2 separate regions of the Homo sapiens genome follow, and region 1 is linked to region 2. Evidence: chromatin loops called from intact Hi-C (ENCODE). Cell type or tissue: PC-3. All regions are shown on one strand. Links, peaks and the distances in the headings refer to the core of each region. The heading gives the core; the rest is flanking DNA.

Region 1 (7,868 bases), core at 1,597-5,596, 320 kb after region 2:
TCTCATTATTTATTGTTAGTAATAATTACTATTATTGCCAACAACAAGCTACTTTATTTCTAAAAATTTACTTTTGCAGTTTGCAATTCCTTTATCTCCAGACCTGAAGGCCAAATTTTAATTGCACTGTAATTTCCAATCAAGTAACCATGACACCAGCTGTTCTTGCCAGGCTCTATTCTGTGGTAGAGGGGGAACCTGTGTTCTCTTTACATGGTTATGCTGGAAAGTATATGGATAAGGCAGGGGTCCTGCCTGAAGTAATCCCAGGGTATTTTTAATGTCCTTTAATTGCCATTCAGGATGTAAGTCAGACACAATTGGGTCTGGTCACAGTTTAGGACTACTGAGCCCTGTTTATATAAAGGTGAATTTAGCAAATAAATCTGAAGCTATTACTTATGTACAATTTATTTTTCTTTAACATCTATTGATTTCTAAGCAATGTGAAACTAGTTCCAGTATACTCTATGTATTATATGTCTTCATTTTGTTTTGTTTGTGATCCCTGGATAGCATTGGCAGTGAGGTGGGAGGAGGAGATGTAATTGAGAATTTGACAAGGGCCTTGCTACCATAATCAAACTGAAACCTTATCAGACTTATTTGAAGTTTTCAAGAAGTCCGATTTTCTTGAGGTTTGATAATGTTAACAGATGAAAAGTATATGACGTTAAGTTTTAAGTCTGTCTTTCTATGTATTTGCCATAAAATTCTGTTTTGCATTGCTTGGGTGATGTAGTTGTGAACATTTTAAATTTACATGCAAATTTCATAGTAGTCATCTTTCCTTCAGGTCCAAGGAAAGTATGGCAGCAGATATGCCTTCTGTCTTTTGCCTTGGAGGGATTTTGACCTGACCTGAAGGTAGAAGATTGTTGTTTTTTTGCATTTAGCTTAGGTTACCTACAGGGATAGGAAAGATGTGGATTTCTTTTAAAAGAGTACTAAGAATTTTAACATTAGTATCTGACATCTTTTTGCTTTGAGTTATTATTGACTGTTAGTTTTGGTTATCATAATTGTTTATCTACTACAGCCTCTAGGAGGACATTGTACCTAGGGAGATTTTAAAAAATCAAACTTAGTATGAGGCCAGAATACGAATAATTTTATCATTAATTACATTTCATTTCCCCTAATGCTTCTTATGTGTGAGAGTAGTACTTGTTCTTAAGTGACCAACATATTTAATGTACTATGTCCATATATTAAAAGAATAGAAACTAGTCTTGGCAGACACTGAAATAGTTAATTGGCTTTTACAGCCAAGATAGTTTTATAAAACTTTGTGAAAATTAAGAAACGGGAAGAAAAGTATTTTTCTATGCACTAATGGCATATTTTATTAACCCTTTACCTTAGGCTATAACATTTTTTTTTTTTGCAGCATTCTTTCATTAGATAAGCAGCTGGAGGAAGGAGGCTAGTTAGTTTACTGTAATTGTTAAATATCTACAAACATTCAGATAGTTAAAATAATTATTTCCATATAAAATCCTGGGTAGAGGTGAGGTTTTTCTAAAAATAAATGATAATTTTGAGAAAGGAATAAGAGCAGCGACATAATTCTGACTTTGAGACCTGTAATCTTTGATAGCAAACTTTTTTTGTTTTTTTTTGAGACAAAGTCTTGGTCTGCTGCCCAGGCTGGAGTTCAGTGGCGTGATCTCAGCTCACGGCAACCTCCGTCTCTTGGGTTCAGATGATTCTCCTGCCTCTTCCTCCCATGTAGCTGGGATTATAGGCATGAGCTACCATGCCCGGCTAATTTTTTATATTTTTACTAGAGACATGGTTTCACCGTGTTGGCCAGGCTGGCCTCGAACTCCTGACCTCAGGTGATCTGCCCACCTCGGTCTCTCAAAAGTGTCGGGATTATAGGTGTGAGCCATGGCGCCCAGCCGCAGACTTTTAAATACAGCATTTAGAAAGGTTTGATGACATCTTATGGTCTTTAATTGGACTGAACTTTTACATTCTTATTAGTACACATATAAAATCAACAGCTTTTCATGATTCGGCATTTACATCTTAAATCCTGCACTTTGCTCTGTTAGGAAATAGAGCAACACTGGATATTTCAAGCTAATAGGAAAAGTCTACATTTGATACAGAAAAGTTACCTTACGCAATATTGAGGAGCTAGTGAACAAGGGTTAGGGGGTGGGGGTGCCAGAGACCAGAGCATGCAAGAATGAGAGAGAGATTACATTGTCCTCTTCCATTTTAGTTGGTAGTTTCTACTGAAAACTGTAAAGTTTAACTTTTTGGAATTGTAACTATCCAAAGTGGGAATGTAAACTATATTGAACAAAATTTATTTAGCCTGTTAAAAAGTCAACCTAAAACTATGGTTAATTAGTTTATATTATTACATCACTTTTAGTAGAGACTCAACAATCAGTGCAGAGTAAGAGGAGCTATTATCAGGTGAGCTGACTGCTACCCATATGGGGCTTTAAGATAATGATGAGTTTAAATTTCCTCTTAGAGCTAAGTGAGAATAAAACTGGAGGCAATAAATACTCTTGGCCAAAGCCATTAAATGAAAAAGCTGGGAATTCTCCAGCTCTTGACTTAAATTGTTTGTTTATCAGCTGGCGCCTAGTCTGGAGTCAAGAGCTGGAGATTTCTATCTGTGACAGAACTTTGAAACTCTTGCAGGACACTTTCATTTCAACTTAAGGTAACTTGAGTTTATAGCTTTGGCTTTAAAGATTACTAATGATTTACTCATTTCCTTACCATTTAACCAGAGTGGACTTTTTCCCAGGAAGGGATCTGTGTTTATTTAGGGCCTTTGTCTGCGGAGGGATTAAAAGGCAGCCCACCAGCATTGTGAACTTGATGGTCATAAAAGGTCACCAAAACACACCATAAAAACATTCTTACCATGGAATTAATTATACAGTGTAATTTTACAAAGCAACTTGGTTACTCCATCTTACCCCCTCCCCCATATTTAAACATTTCAACTTTTAAAAAGTAAATCTTTGGTATAATTTTGGTTTATGAAAAAAATGTTTTATGATGTTTAAATGCTGAGGAAATTGTCATGTGCATATGTACAGTTTAATTGCTTAAAAATCTTAAAATTTTTGAAATGAAAATGATCATTTATTGTTAAACTGTGGGATGAATAACTTGTTTGGGAGGAGGTTAGAGTAGTCAGAAGAGTTGGTTAGTATTTCATAGAACAGCTCAGTTTCCAAAAACCTAAGTCCAGCTAAGAATTTATCTGTGCCACCAGGTGGCATTGCATCCAAACCTGCTAATGATAAAAGGATTATAAAATATATTATTTTTTGTTAAAGATATAACGATTTTACTTTTGAAGTTGACTGAAAACTACATCTGATATCAAGGTTAAGTATCTGCAAAGAATTGAAAAGATTTCTAAACTCTAAATATTTGTTTTTAGGTTGTTGATATTAAAACGAAAGTAAATGAAAATGAAATATTTGGAGGGGATTGCTATTTTTCATTTAGTAAAATAAGCATTTAACATTTGGCTTTTTTTTTTTTTTTTTTTTTTTTTTTTGCTTGTCTAAACACTGGAGAGGGGAATCCAGCGTATAAAAATTCTCACAAATATTTCAAATCCCCGCCCCCCACCATGTGGCAAGATTCCACCCCCCTCCCTGGGTCTTGTAAAAAAAAAAAAAAAAAAAGTGTCAGCAGGTTTTACTGTATGGGAATTTTTAAAAAGAGGGAGAAACCTCTGAAAGGTGCAAGTTGGTCCTTTTCACAAGCCTAACTATGAGATTCATTAGGCAGTTCATGTTCATGTCTTAAAAGCTGTTTTTGGGAAAGTAAATTCTTGAGTTTCCTGTACTGTTTTTCAGGGAGTCTTTATAGTCTTTTGAATCAGCTCATTTTAAAACAGTGATAATGTAAAAAGCACAATAAAAAAAGGCTCATTATAAATTTTATAAAAGTGTGATTTTTTTCATTAAAATACGTATTCATGTTCTATTTTTATGAACCCATAAATATAAGTTAATAAACTGTAGCAGAAACAATTAAATTACTTAATACAGCTATCCAGGTGATAGGATATGTTGTCAGAATAAATAAAGCTCAGTGTATATTCTATTGATTTTTATTCTTTTAAAAAATGTATTCACCATGCAGAGTGATGTTTAATGCTTAGCTTTGATCATTTAGCAAAAAGCTTAGTGCTACTCATTTTATACTCTTGCCTCTTCTGAGGCTTCTTAATGTGCACAACCTGTTTTAAGAAATGTATATGTTTTCAAAGTAAATGTTTGACCTCCCACCTTGATGTTCCCACTTAAAAGCAAAACCCTCCCCTCCCTTATATTTTGAATAACTTGATGAGAATGTGTGTTGTACTAAAACTAAATATATGCACCCTTCAGTATTACCAAAAGAGACCTTTTGGTTTTAAAAATTAGGAAATTTCACTTTTGAAAGTAGTCTAGACAAAGGTACTCATGACATTTGACCCTGAAATTTTTACTTTTAAACTTGATGCAACAGTCTGCTTCTTAGCTTTGTTGTATGCTAATATTTCTACTTATTTAACATCAAAAAGCTGTAGAGGTTTCTCTTTATAGATTATGCCTGTGTTCTGGAATTGCCTCCTGCTGTCCATGAATTGCTTCTTGGCTTGTTGTGTTAGAATTTCTCACCAGGGTCTTTTGTGAGCTATGTAGCCAACATTAAAAAAAAAAAAATCAAATTTGATAGAGTAAACTGGACTAGTAAAAATTATACTTACTATTCATAATTATAATTGAGGTTTCTTGGCTCAGCATATCAATTTTATGCAGTAAGAGTAAGCACATACAAATCTCATGTAATGATATGCATACATATAGTTGCCTACAATGACTGTTTTTCTAGTTATTTCTATAATATTAAAATGATTTTTTTGCTGAAATTCCAGAAATCTAAAAACATTGAAAAATAATGATAATGAGAAAAACAATTCTTACTTGTTAGGGTATATGTTATTTAGTAATGAAGCATTTAGATTTTGGATTCTCTCATTTCAGTTGGAAATAGTATTGGTGTAAGTGAGTGTTGCCATGGGAACCTCCACATAGATATAAAAGGCAATACTGTCTAAGTGGAGGAGGAGGGGCGATGTACTGAAATACCACTGGCCTAAATGATCTATTTTATGTATGTGTGTTGGTGTGGGGGTGAGAGCTAGGATGAAAAGGGGAGAGAAAGTACTACAGAAAGTAAATGTTAGCAGTCAAAGCAATTTACTCACACTTTTGGATTCTTTTAGATAGAAGTGTTTTAAAGCTCGAAATGTGATTCTTAATTATTGGTATCATTTGCACACACTGGGGAGTCTTTGCATATCTTATTTTTAATGTACAGTGGAATATGTTTAACTTACTTGGTTTTAGATAAAATTTAATTTAGTGAAATTTGAGAGTTAGGATTTCAGTCTTTGAAATGGCTTTATACATGTTATTAAAGATGTTATATTTAATTCTTTTTAAATATCTGAAATTTAGAAAAACTGATTAGGACACAGTTAATGTGGCTTTCAAAGAAAAGCTGGCATTTTGGCTTTATAGTATTTTTAATACTAGATTTTTAGTAATTTTCTATAAATATATAGGCAAGGAAACAATGACTTACTGTATCTGCATGTGTAATATTTTATGGTTAAAAAAATAAAGAATGAAAACAACAAAACCTAACATAAAATCTTTTTATATCCCTTAGGAGCACATAAAGATTGTAGAGATAGAGATGATTAGAGAACAACCAATTTAACTGCATGCAAAGTAACATTTTTGTTTTTTGTATGTTTAGGTTACAAAAAAACAATGAAATTGTGCCCAACCTGAGTTAGCCTGGTAAAATGCAGCAGCATCATCATTGCAGTTTTAACACTATGGATTCTGGTTGTCAGATACAAATATAAAAAAAAGAAGAGATATTAACTGACAAAAACTGTTTAAACTTACCTTTTTAGTCAATCCAGAGAAAAAGCTGCCAAGGTAATAAAACATCCAGAAGTTTTTAAGTTAAAACGAGTAATTTAAATTAAAAGGGGTGAGGGGGCATGAGCAAGCAAGGGAGAAGAAAAAAGGGGTGAAAACGACAGGCACTTTGCTTCCTGGGCCTGGCTGTATCTGATGTAAATTAACCAGCAGTGGGGAGTGTATTGTTTCCAACTCCACATAAACAATGCTGGGTATCTCTTTGGGAATGGGTGGGTGCTGGGATGGATGGAGGTTGTTGAGAAGGGAACTGGCAAGCAGAGTTTATAATCTATTAGTGGATTTTTTTTGGCATGCGAAACATAGTAGGAAAGAGTAAATAATGAGAAAGTACGTTTGCATGTAAAATTGATCAAGTGAAACCTTAAAATGATGTGAAATAATTCATAATTGTTAGAGAATGCTTATTTGTCAGTAATCTTCAGGTTTAAAAAAATTTTTTTTAAAGACTGACGCCTTGTAATGTAAAACGTTCAGCAATGAAGATACCCAGTTTTAAGTGTACTTTTGGCATAGTATATCAGCTTAGCTCTAAACATGGCTTCTAAAAACTAAAAGACTAAGGAAACTTGTATTTCTTTGAAAAATAGGTAACAAGAGGGATGAAAAGTCAAGTTTATTTTTAAAAATAAGAGAATGAAAGTAAGAGCTACAACATCCATGTTGTTTTTCTGTTTCAGTTTTTGCCTGCTGCTTTTTCTTCCCTGCACTCTTTCTTGGAATAAAATCTGATAGTCTTAACGGAGTGGAAAGTGTGAAAATGCACACAGCCTTATCAATAAGTAGATTCAAAACATCTCTAATCACCTTAAAGTTTTATAGTGCAGAATTTTCTAGAAGTCAACTGATTAATTAAGTACCTTTTGTGTGTCAGTTTATCACACTGGGTTGTTTCTGTATTTTAAAACATTTCATCCTTATAGCATCCCCATGAAATGCAGATTATCCTCTTTTTTTTTTTTTCAGTGAGGAAGTTGAGTCTCAGGAAGGCACAATAGGACAATATGCAATTTTAAGAATTAGCCTGATTTAGCAAAAATAAGACATTTTAGGTAGAGGATTTTCAATATTATTGCAGGAGACTAATACATTCAAGTTTGGAGTTTCTTTGGGTTGCTAGAATAACTAAAAGGCTTTGGTTTGTTTCATTTAAAAACAAAATAGAGAAAAATACTTTTTCTTGTTCTATCGATATCACACCATTCAATGACCCCACTCCCACACAATACCCACAATCAAAATATAGAAAGAATTATTAGCTAACCAAAAAAAGTTCACATAGGTAATCTAAAGTAATTTTATTTTTGGTTTTAAGTGCTTTAATCTAGTTAACTAAAGGAACAAAAAGGGCAAACATGTATAAACAAGTGAAAACCAGAATTTTTAACCTTCTAACATAATATCCTTCATAGGTCTTTTAGCAATTGGATTATTAAAAAGCCAGAATACCTTATTTAGTTATTAATCATAATATGAGTACACAGGACAGCTTTACGTATTTTCCCCTTTACCTTAAATTTTTAAATTTTTATTTTCCAACATTACCCAGTTAAATGCACTTTTATAACTTTTTAAATACCCAAAATTGACCTTTACAAAATATCAATGAGAATTTCAGTATTCAACATTAATCACTGATAAGCTTTTTTTTAGCACGTTTATAGTATAGGTATTTAACGTTAATACATGATTAACAGTGTATCAAGCTTATTGCACAATCATAATAAAATACACTATTCAGTGCTAATTAGGCATTGCAATTATCATTTGGTGTTGTACTGAAAGAATTATATTGGTAACTGATGCTTTTCATCTTGTTAGTATTTTTAATCCCTCTCAATATATATAATCTTTCAGTAGTTTCATCAAAAG
Region 2 (7,868 bases), core at 1,275-5,274:
TTGGTAAAGCACTGTGTTCACGATGGATGTCATGTTGTGTTCCAAGGGATGCTAGACTTGTGCTTACTTACAGAGAAACTAACTCACCATTGTCTTAGCAGAAAACAAATTAAAGCAGCTTTATGCGGATTTGCCCAGAGAATGCACACATTACCTTACTGGATTCATAAAAATGAGAAGAAAGTTTTAATGGCATTCATTTTTCTAGGTACCTTCATATGACAGCAAATTGAAATAGCATTAGCTGCCTTCTTGCTGGCTTCAAATTACAGAATGACTCAGTTGTCTAAATAATCATTTTAAAAAATCAGCCCCTTTTCTGACTTTCCCATGAGAAGCAGCTTTAGAAAAATGAAAATATACTTCATGGGTACTAATTCATTTTCTCTTTCACTTAACTTTGTGAGAGATTGTGAAAAGTTTTTATGCTCTTATTATAGTGAACAAAAATTGTATGAAATGTTCAGTTTCTGAAATACCTAATTGTCAGAGCATTTCTGAATTTGGCTGCAGACAAATGGTCAACATTGTCCTTAAGGGCCTATTAAGATTGTGAGCTGGGCACACTGGCTCACGCCTGTAATCGCAGCACTTTAGGAGGCCGAGGCGGGTGGATCATGAGGTCAGGAGTTCAAGAGCAGCCTGGCCAAGATGGTGAAACACCATCTCTACTAAAAATACAAAAATCAGCCGGGCATGGTGGCGGGCGCCTGTAATTCCAGCTGCTCGGGAGGCTGAAGCAGAGAATTGCTTGAACAAGGGAGACAGAGTTTGTAGTGAGCCGAGATGGCGCCACTGCACTCCAGCCTGGGCGACAGAGCAAGACTCGGTCTCAAAAGATTGTGATACAGCTGCCAGAGGAGAAAATGATCATGAAAACTGTCCCACCATTTTCAGTCCCCGTCCCCATCCCACAAGAATACAGTAAAGGTGGCATTTCTTGTGCCCAAGTATAAGGCCCACTCATAATTTGTGAGTGAACGTTAAACAACACTTCATACTCAAACTAATTCATTTCTGTTTCTTCCATTAACCCTGGACAAGCCCATCCCTGCCAGATGGGTTGCATTTTACATCTCCCTCAGTCTCATAGTGCTCAAAAATTGGTTCAGACCTTTCTCAGGTTTAAGGTTAGCCACTAAATCATGTCACTGTGGTGTTAATTTCCTTCCCTGTGCTGACGATATGCAAATACGTTTGGCCTAATCCTCATCACCTGTCCTCTCCTAGTGTGCCAAGTCTGCAAGCAGGCGTTGGTGGGACAGGGCTGGGGGGCTGCAGGGGGAATGGAGCAAGAGGAATGACTGTAAATGTTGGCGGCGCCAGCCCAGCCATGCTCCCATCCGTTGGCAGCCCAACATCTGCTGGGAAGTGTGCAGTTCCATCCAGTCAGCCACAGCCTCCCAGTAGGAGATAAGCCGGATGAAGGAGGCTGAGTCTGGCAGCGGATTCCAGGCCTGATAGAATAATGTCTGACATTCAACTCTGCAAAGTTGGGATAGAGTGTGTGGAGACGATCCCACAGGAGCCACCAGCTGGCCTGTTTTAACTTTGGCTGTTGACAGTTCATGCCGAGAGCACTTGTTTCTGAATTCAACAAATCTGGAAACTCGACGTTTTAATTTCGGGTTTTCGTTTGGAAGAGTCATTTTACTGGAACCCAAACCCTTGCAGACATTACCCTAAGGACATGCTGGTCTTGTCTATACCACTGAGTAGAGAAGACTAGAAAAACCTCCAACACCAAATGGCTGTCCTTGGGAAAAGCAGCAGTCAGTTATGCTAAACAACCACAGAAGGCATGGTCTTAGAATGTCACCAGAGTCCCCAGGGAGCTGCTGAGGCTCATCTGGAGACTGCCGCCAACAACCACAGCCTGGGTTCTTGCCTCCAGACCACGGCCTCCTCATAACTCCCTTCGGGTCCTTAAAGAGACCCTGTTAAATGATTAAAATGCTGTGGAAGGAAATTTTAACATATGCAATATCTGATTCTTTTCATCATCATATCACTTCCCATTTCTTCCACTTATCCTGGCTTCTAGGCGAATGTTGATCATAATGTTTTACTGCCAGGGTGAGGAACTTTGAGGAGACGGCTCTGGCACCTCTGTGAGTTGTTAGAAGCATGTATCTCTGGGTGCTCCAGGAGGTTTATGAGTTACCTGGCACAGATTAAACTCAATAAAAGGAAATATTTTGGTCAAATGCTTCCTCTTTTAAATTAATACTCTCTTGACTATTATGCAAAAAAAAACCCATTATTAAAAGCTGTTAGTACTTTTGCTGACTTGAAAATATTAGGAAAAATTTTCCTATTAAAAGTTATTTTGCTGACTTTAAGTTATTTGGTTATTTTGCTGACTTTAAGAATATTTTATAAGGCCTGGCGCGGTGGGTCATGCCTGTAGTCCTAGCACTTTGGGAGGCCGAGGCGGGCGGATTGCCTGAGCTCAGGAGTTCGAGACCAGCCTGGGCAACACCGTGAAACCCCGTCTCTACTAAAATACAAAAAATTAGCCAGACATGGTGGTGTGAGCCTGTAGTCCAGTCCAGCTACTCAGGAGGCTGAGGCAGGAGAATTGCTTGAACCTGGGATGCAGAGGTTGCAGTGAGCTGAGATCGTGCCACTGCACTCCAGCCTGGGCGACTGAGTGAGACTCCGTCTCCAACAAAAAAAGAATACTTTATAACCAACATAAAATGTGGTTCGAAAAGTACCATCTAAATGAAAATCAGACCTTATTTATTTGTTCTGTTTGTCTTCAATGCACTTCCTCATTTTTATCTTTATGTATTTCTTTCTGTAATGATTTATATCCATTTCATCCAAAAAGTTTAAAACACAATATAAAATGCCCTGTAAAAATTTATACTAAGTTCCCTAAAACACTTAAGAAATTCACTGAATTTTTCTAGGCATACACTTCATTCATTCGAATGAAAACTTGGCTGAGGAAATCATAGAGTTCGTATAACTGACTTCTAATTTCTTCTTCCTTATACCTAGGCTTCTAAAGCCCAGGTGTGATATAAATTCTTTTTTTAAAAAAATACTTTTCTATTTTTGTAGAGACAGGATCTCACTACATGGCTGATCTTGAACTCCTGGTCTCGAGCAGTCCTACCACCTCGGACTCCCAAAGCACTGGGATTGCAGGCTTGAGCCACCATGCCTGGCCAGAAATTGCATTTTTAAGTGAACAGTTCAGAGCCCTGTATTTTTCATGGATTATTTTAAGAATTACGATGATGATGAAGATGATATAATCCCTAACACTGCAACCCATTATGAAGTTACCAGGGGCCCTCCAAAATTTTGCTATCAAGGCAACATCCCTTAAACAAGTTAACAGAGATGCTCTTTTTCAGTGAGTCTTCTGGAAGAATCGATGCCAGTCTGCCCTTATGACAAACATATTTCTTAATGAGATCTGATTTACGAAGTTTTGACAATTATGCTTTTCCCCTCTCTTACTGCCACTTTAAGAAAAATCATGCTGGTAAGCTACACTACAAAACTTCTGGCCTGCAGAGGGCTCTATAATACCATATTTTCCTAGACAACACTTGTAAAAAGGAAAAAAAAAAAAAAAGATACTTGCTGGAAGGGGGAAGGGGAAGCCCAGAGGCTTTATAATGCTTCCAGCAGGCAGTCTGGTTGCAGTCTGGTAAACAGACTAGGAATTGTGGGCAAAGCCCTTTTCCTTGAGTTTTCCACCAACCATGAGATCAGATGACTCTGTCCGGACTCATTACTTTAATAGCCTACAGCTAGTTCACATAGCAGCAGGAGTCCACCAAAAAGGCATTTAATTATTGAAACTAAAACTGGTACTTGTAACTGCCGGTTAGTAGTAGTCAGATTTTTTCAGTATTTCAAGTAATTTATAAAGCGCTTACACACATAAATAGAAAGCTTTAAATGCTGGTATTCCATAAAAAGTAAATAAAATATATTTTTGTGCATTAAGACTTAATTAAGTGGCATGATTTCATGTCACAAATTTAAAACGGGCAGGTGAGACTTGCCAACATTACTACAGCTGTGTTTTACATTAGGAAATTAATTAAAATGGTCGTTTATGCTTTTTTCCACTTACGGGTATTTAGACCTCTCTATTACACCATATATTTTCCCTTCAATCATTATATTATGGTAATTTATCTTAGCAGGTGATATCTTACTCTGTTGTCGGCGGAAGTGGGGAGCATTAGTCAACTAAAAAATTTGTGCTGGGCTACTGAGGCAGATCAGACAGCTGGAGGCACTTGCTGCTGGCCAGGAAAGAAGAGGGTCTTATTCACATGCTCCCCTTTTATCCCATCTTAGCAGAATTTATTTTCTATTTCACTAGAACAAAGTTTTTTCTGATGTCAGGATGGGAAGCAGAGGAAAGCAGAAAAATGTTTGACACGCCATATGACACATCGTCATATAGACTTAGCTGTTACATGAGACCTTATTTTTGAAGCCAACCTGCTTACACAGTTCAGTTATGGAATGTGCAAAACCTAAAACCAATTAAAACATGCCCAAGTGAATAGTTGATATGCAGTTTGTAATGCAAATAAATAATGTCCTGATTTTATATATCAAAGCTAAATAAAGACTCCCTTGAGATATCAAGAACAAATCGATCACTCTGTACTTATTTACTGCAGTTATTTATGTTAACAATTATAATAAAATTATGACTTGATGAAGTTTTAATGATGTAAGTAATTTTGCTCCCCAAGAGGCATCAGTTGCCAAATGAAGCTGAAGTTTTAAGGAACGCTAAGGACTCACTGTACTAAAACATCACCATAGTGCCTTTAATATTGGATGTACCTTACAATAATGTGGATTAGTTTTGGGTCAGGGCCAGGAGCTTTTGGTTCCTCAAACACCAAAGGCACTTCCCTTAAGGCATTCACTCCTGTAAGAGAGTCCCTTTAGCTTGGATTCTAAGGGTAGCAATGAAGGAGGATTCCAAGGTGCAAGCAGTAATACAACTTGCACACAGAGTAAACTCCACAAGTTGTTGATTGTAAAGTTGTTTGGAAACCAGGATTGAATTTGCCTCTACATACATTGTCATTAGTGATATTTAGATTTAGAGCCAGTTCCCAGCTAGTACTTTTTGAAATGATTACGTATTAATTATTTAATAAATGGTGTGGGTAGAATTGGACTGCTGGTCCAATCTTCCTTGGCGTTCCAGAGCACTCCTGTAGTCAAATAGCACAAAACTGAGCTTGCTCCTTCCTTTTGTAACCATAAGTCACCCCTCTTTTGTATGACTTCACCCAAGCAAATTTGGCACTATTGTATTGATTATAAATATGTTATTTCCTGTTGCTACCTTATCATCGTAAAATGCATCCTCATGCTTGTTCTGTGTTATCCAGCTCTGATAGTTACATTTTTGACAAGATAAGCAGCTACTGAGCTTTAAGGCATTGTAGACATGCTTGCATTTTCCGTTTACCTTTGAAAAATTAAATGACTTTTCTTTAACTCTCATCACAGGTTTTAGCATGAATGACTTATGATCTTTATTCCTTATTGGTTTATTTCTCCAAATTTTCCCATTTTAGTTTCTATTCACAATGGGGGGCCAGGTTCAAAATATTTTTCTCTCCTAAGAGCTCAAAAATCATAATTCTTCAAAATATCATTTTACATTTCATGCTAATGAGATAGTCTACACACCTATGTTGAGCATTTCCTCTCCTAAGAGCTCAAAAATTGTAATTCTTCAAAATATAATTTTACATTTCATGCTAACAAGATAGTCTACCCACAGGTGTTGAGTATTTAAAGTTGCCCATTACTAGGACCTGTGTTTCAGTGCTACCTTCATCACTTAGTAAGCAAGGGACCTTCAGTCAGCCTCTTAACTTTTAAGAACCATGATACTTTGCATGCTTGAAAGCACAAATCTGAAGACAAAGGACTAGGCCAGATAACATCACAAAGTCCCATGTTTAGGTTATTGGTGTTAATGAAACTTAGGCTGTATTTCTTTTCAACAATCAATGTCATTTCCCATATTTAAGCAGCAATTTAGTATAAGCTCACCAAATTTTGTTTTAAATCTCACTAGCTGATTTTTTTTTTCTCTTATCACCACTGTTTTCTCTTCTCCTTAATTCATTTTGGAAAGAGGGAGTGAACAGGACATGTATAGTCAGATTGTTCAGAGAAATGGAAATTTGCACAGGTGGTAAAAATTGCCACAAGCACAGTTAATGAAGCAAGCACGTGGCTACTTGCAACTCTGCTCTCAAATTTTCTGTATAACTCTGCAGCAATATGTGCTCAATAACTGCCTGACTGTGTGCAAATAACACATGGAAAAGTTGAAATACTAGAAAATATTGACATCCATTCTCCAGCTAGATTTTATCTAAAAACTACTCATTTTCCTCCTTTGCTCAAGATGGTACAAAGATGCCTACAACATGAACTCTGCCCTCCTAAGTCTCTGATATAGTCAGTGAGGTGATACTAATATATATGGGCAATTATAAAATAAGTGCTAAACCTCGTGATTTTTCTTAGAGTTGCAATTGTTGTTCACACAAAGAGATAAATGTTGGCTGGAGTGATGATGAAGATGTAACTCAAGCCAGAGCTTGAAGGGTAATCAGGATTTTTTTTAAAGGGGCATTTGAGCTTAAAGGAAAAAAACGAATAATTAAAGTGCAGTATAAAAGTTTTACATCCTTTGTATTAGGATGGGTTTGATTATACTGCAGTAACAAATCCCCAAATTTCAGTGACTTAACACAACAGGAGTTTATTTTTTGCTTACTCTGCGTGTCCACCATGGTTCATTAGAGAGGCCCTGCTCCTTCACTCAGGAACCTAGTCTGATAGAAGCTTTATCTCAACCCACATTCTGTAATCACTATAGCAGGAAGTGCCACTGTAGTTCATCATCGCTTGTGCATTCTCTAAATCAAGTCATCTGCCCGTATGTAACCTCAAGGGGAACAAAGAAGTGCAGTACCATCATGTGGCCCAAAAGTGGAGAGTCAGAAATATGTGGGAAAGAGCATCAGTGACTGCCACATCTTTCTGTGTAATCTTTAGCCAGAATACAATGCTTAGAGTAAATAAAACGGTCTATGCAAACTTGTCATAGCATGAAAATCTCCAGCTTACCTTCCAGGGATCTTAAAATAGCTTGCTTGGCTTCTGAATACTGGTATACATGTTGCTAGCCTTCTTTGCAGTACTTTTCCCCACTCGCAGGTACCCTGACCAGTGTCTCAGCAAACATCAAAAGTCTGCAAAGACCATGTAGAAGAGCTCCATTGCCTGTTTCCACCTAAAACTCTCCCTCCTGTTCTCATTTGCTGGAAGGGCCATAAGTGTGTTCAGGTGGTAAATCTTAAATTGTCTAAACTCCGTGGTTCTCAAACCAACAGCATCAGGATCACCTGGGAACTTGTTAGACATGCAGATTATTAGTTGCCACCCTAGACCTACTGAGTCAGAACTGTGGTCTAAGCTAATGGAAGCAGTTGGTTCCTCATGCCAGTGATTGATGTAAACAATATTGTGATATAGTTCTAGCCAGTGAAACCTGAGGAGAAATACGCCAGAGTTGAGAGTGAGGAGAGGCACGCTGGAACAGGTCCTCATTGCCTTTAGAGAAGACTGTGCCTCCATGGAAAGCAAACTCAGGATGTTACCTAATGCCACTTAATGAAATGAAGCCCTTCTCTGAAATATGCAGATAAATAAGAAAATGTTTGACAAGCACTTGAAATGTCCCCAAATTGTGGATAAGCAAATATAATACATGGGTGAATGCATAGTAAGAGCCTGTAGTTTAAGGTACAATCGGTTATTTCTTTTTTAAGAGGTGAGAT

What was found. Peaks named below come from ENCODE experiments on the same cell type or tissue, not always from the same donor. Only the 100,000 strongest peaks of a DNase experiment are listed, where the experiment ranks them.
Region 1: it touches region 2 in a loop (8-fold over the local background); 6 of 110 quality-filtered maps call a loop at or near these places.

What each region holds. Positions count from the first base shown.
Region 1 is chr7:27,601,263-27,609,130 of GRCh38, reverse strand. The region is part of intron 4 of HIBADH (3-hydroxyisobutyrate dehydrogenase); the gene reads left to right. It overlaps LOC107986699 (a long non-coding RNA gene), which reads left to right. Exons shown (of 2, transcript XR_001744911.2): 1 at 1-867; 2 at 2,601-6,737. Among named protein-coding and RNA genes, the nearest start is that of TSL, 11 kb to the left of the region's middle. RefSeq lists an enhancer at 5,734-6,494. In PC-3, for the core only: a CTCF peak has its summit at 3,239 (motif pointing right); DNase peaks (open chromatin) are centred at 2,760 and 3,210; H3K4me3 peaks cover 1,561 bases; H3K27ac peaks cover 2,751 bases.
Region 2 is chr7:27,917,063-27,924,930 of GRCh38, reverse strand. All of the region lies in intron 2 of JAZF1 (JAZF zinc finger 1), which reads left to right. Among named protein-coding and RNA genes, the nearest start is that of TAX1BP1-AS1, 180 kb to the right of the region's middle. RefSeq lists an enhancer at 1,725-1,774. In PC-3, for the core only: a CTCF peak has its summit at 3,535 (motif pointing right); a DNase peak (open chromatin) is centred at 3,660; H3K4me3 peaks cover 1,041 bases; H3K27ac peaks cover 771 bases.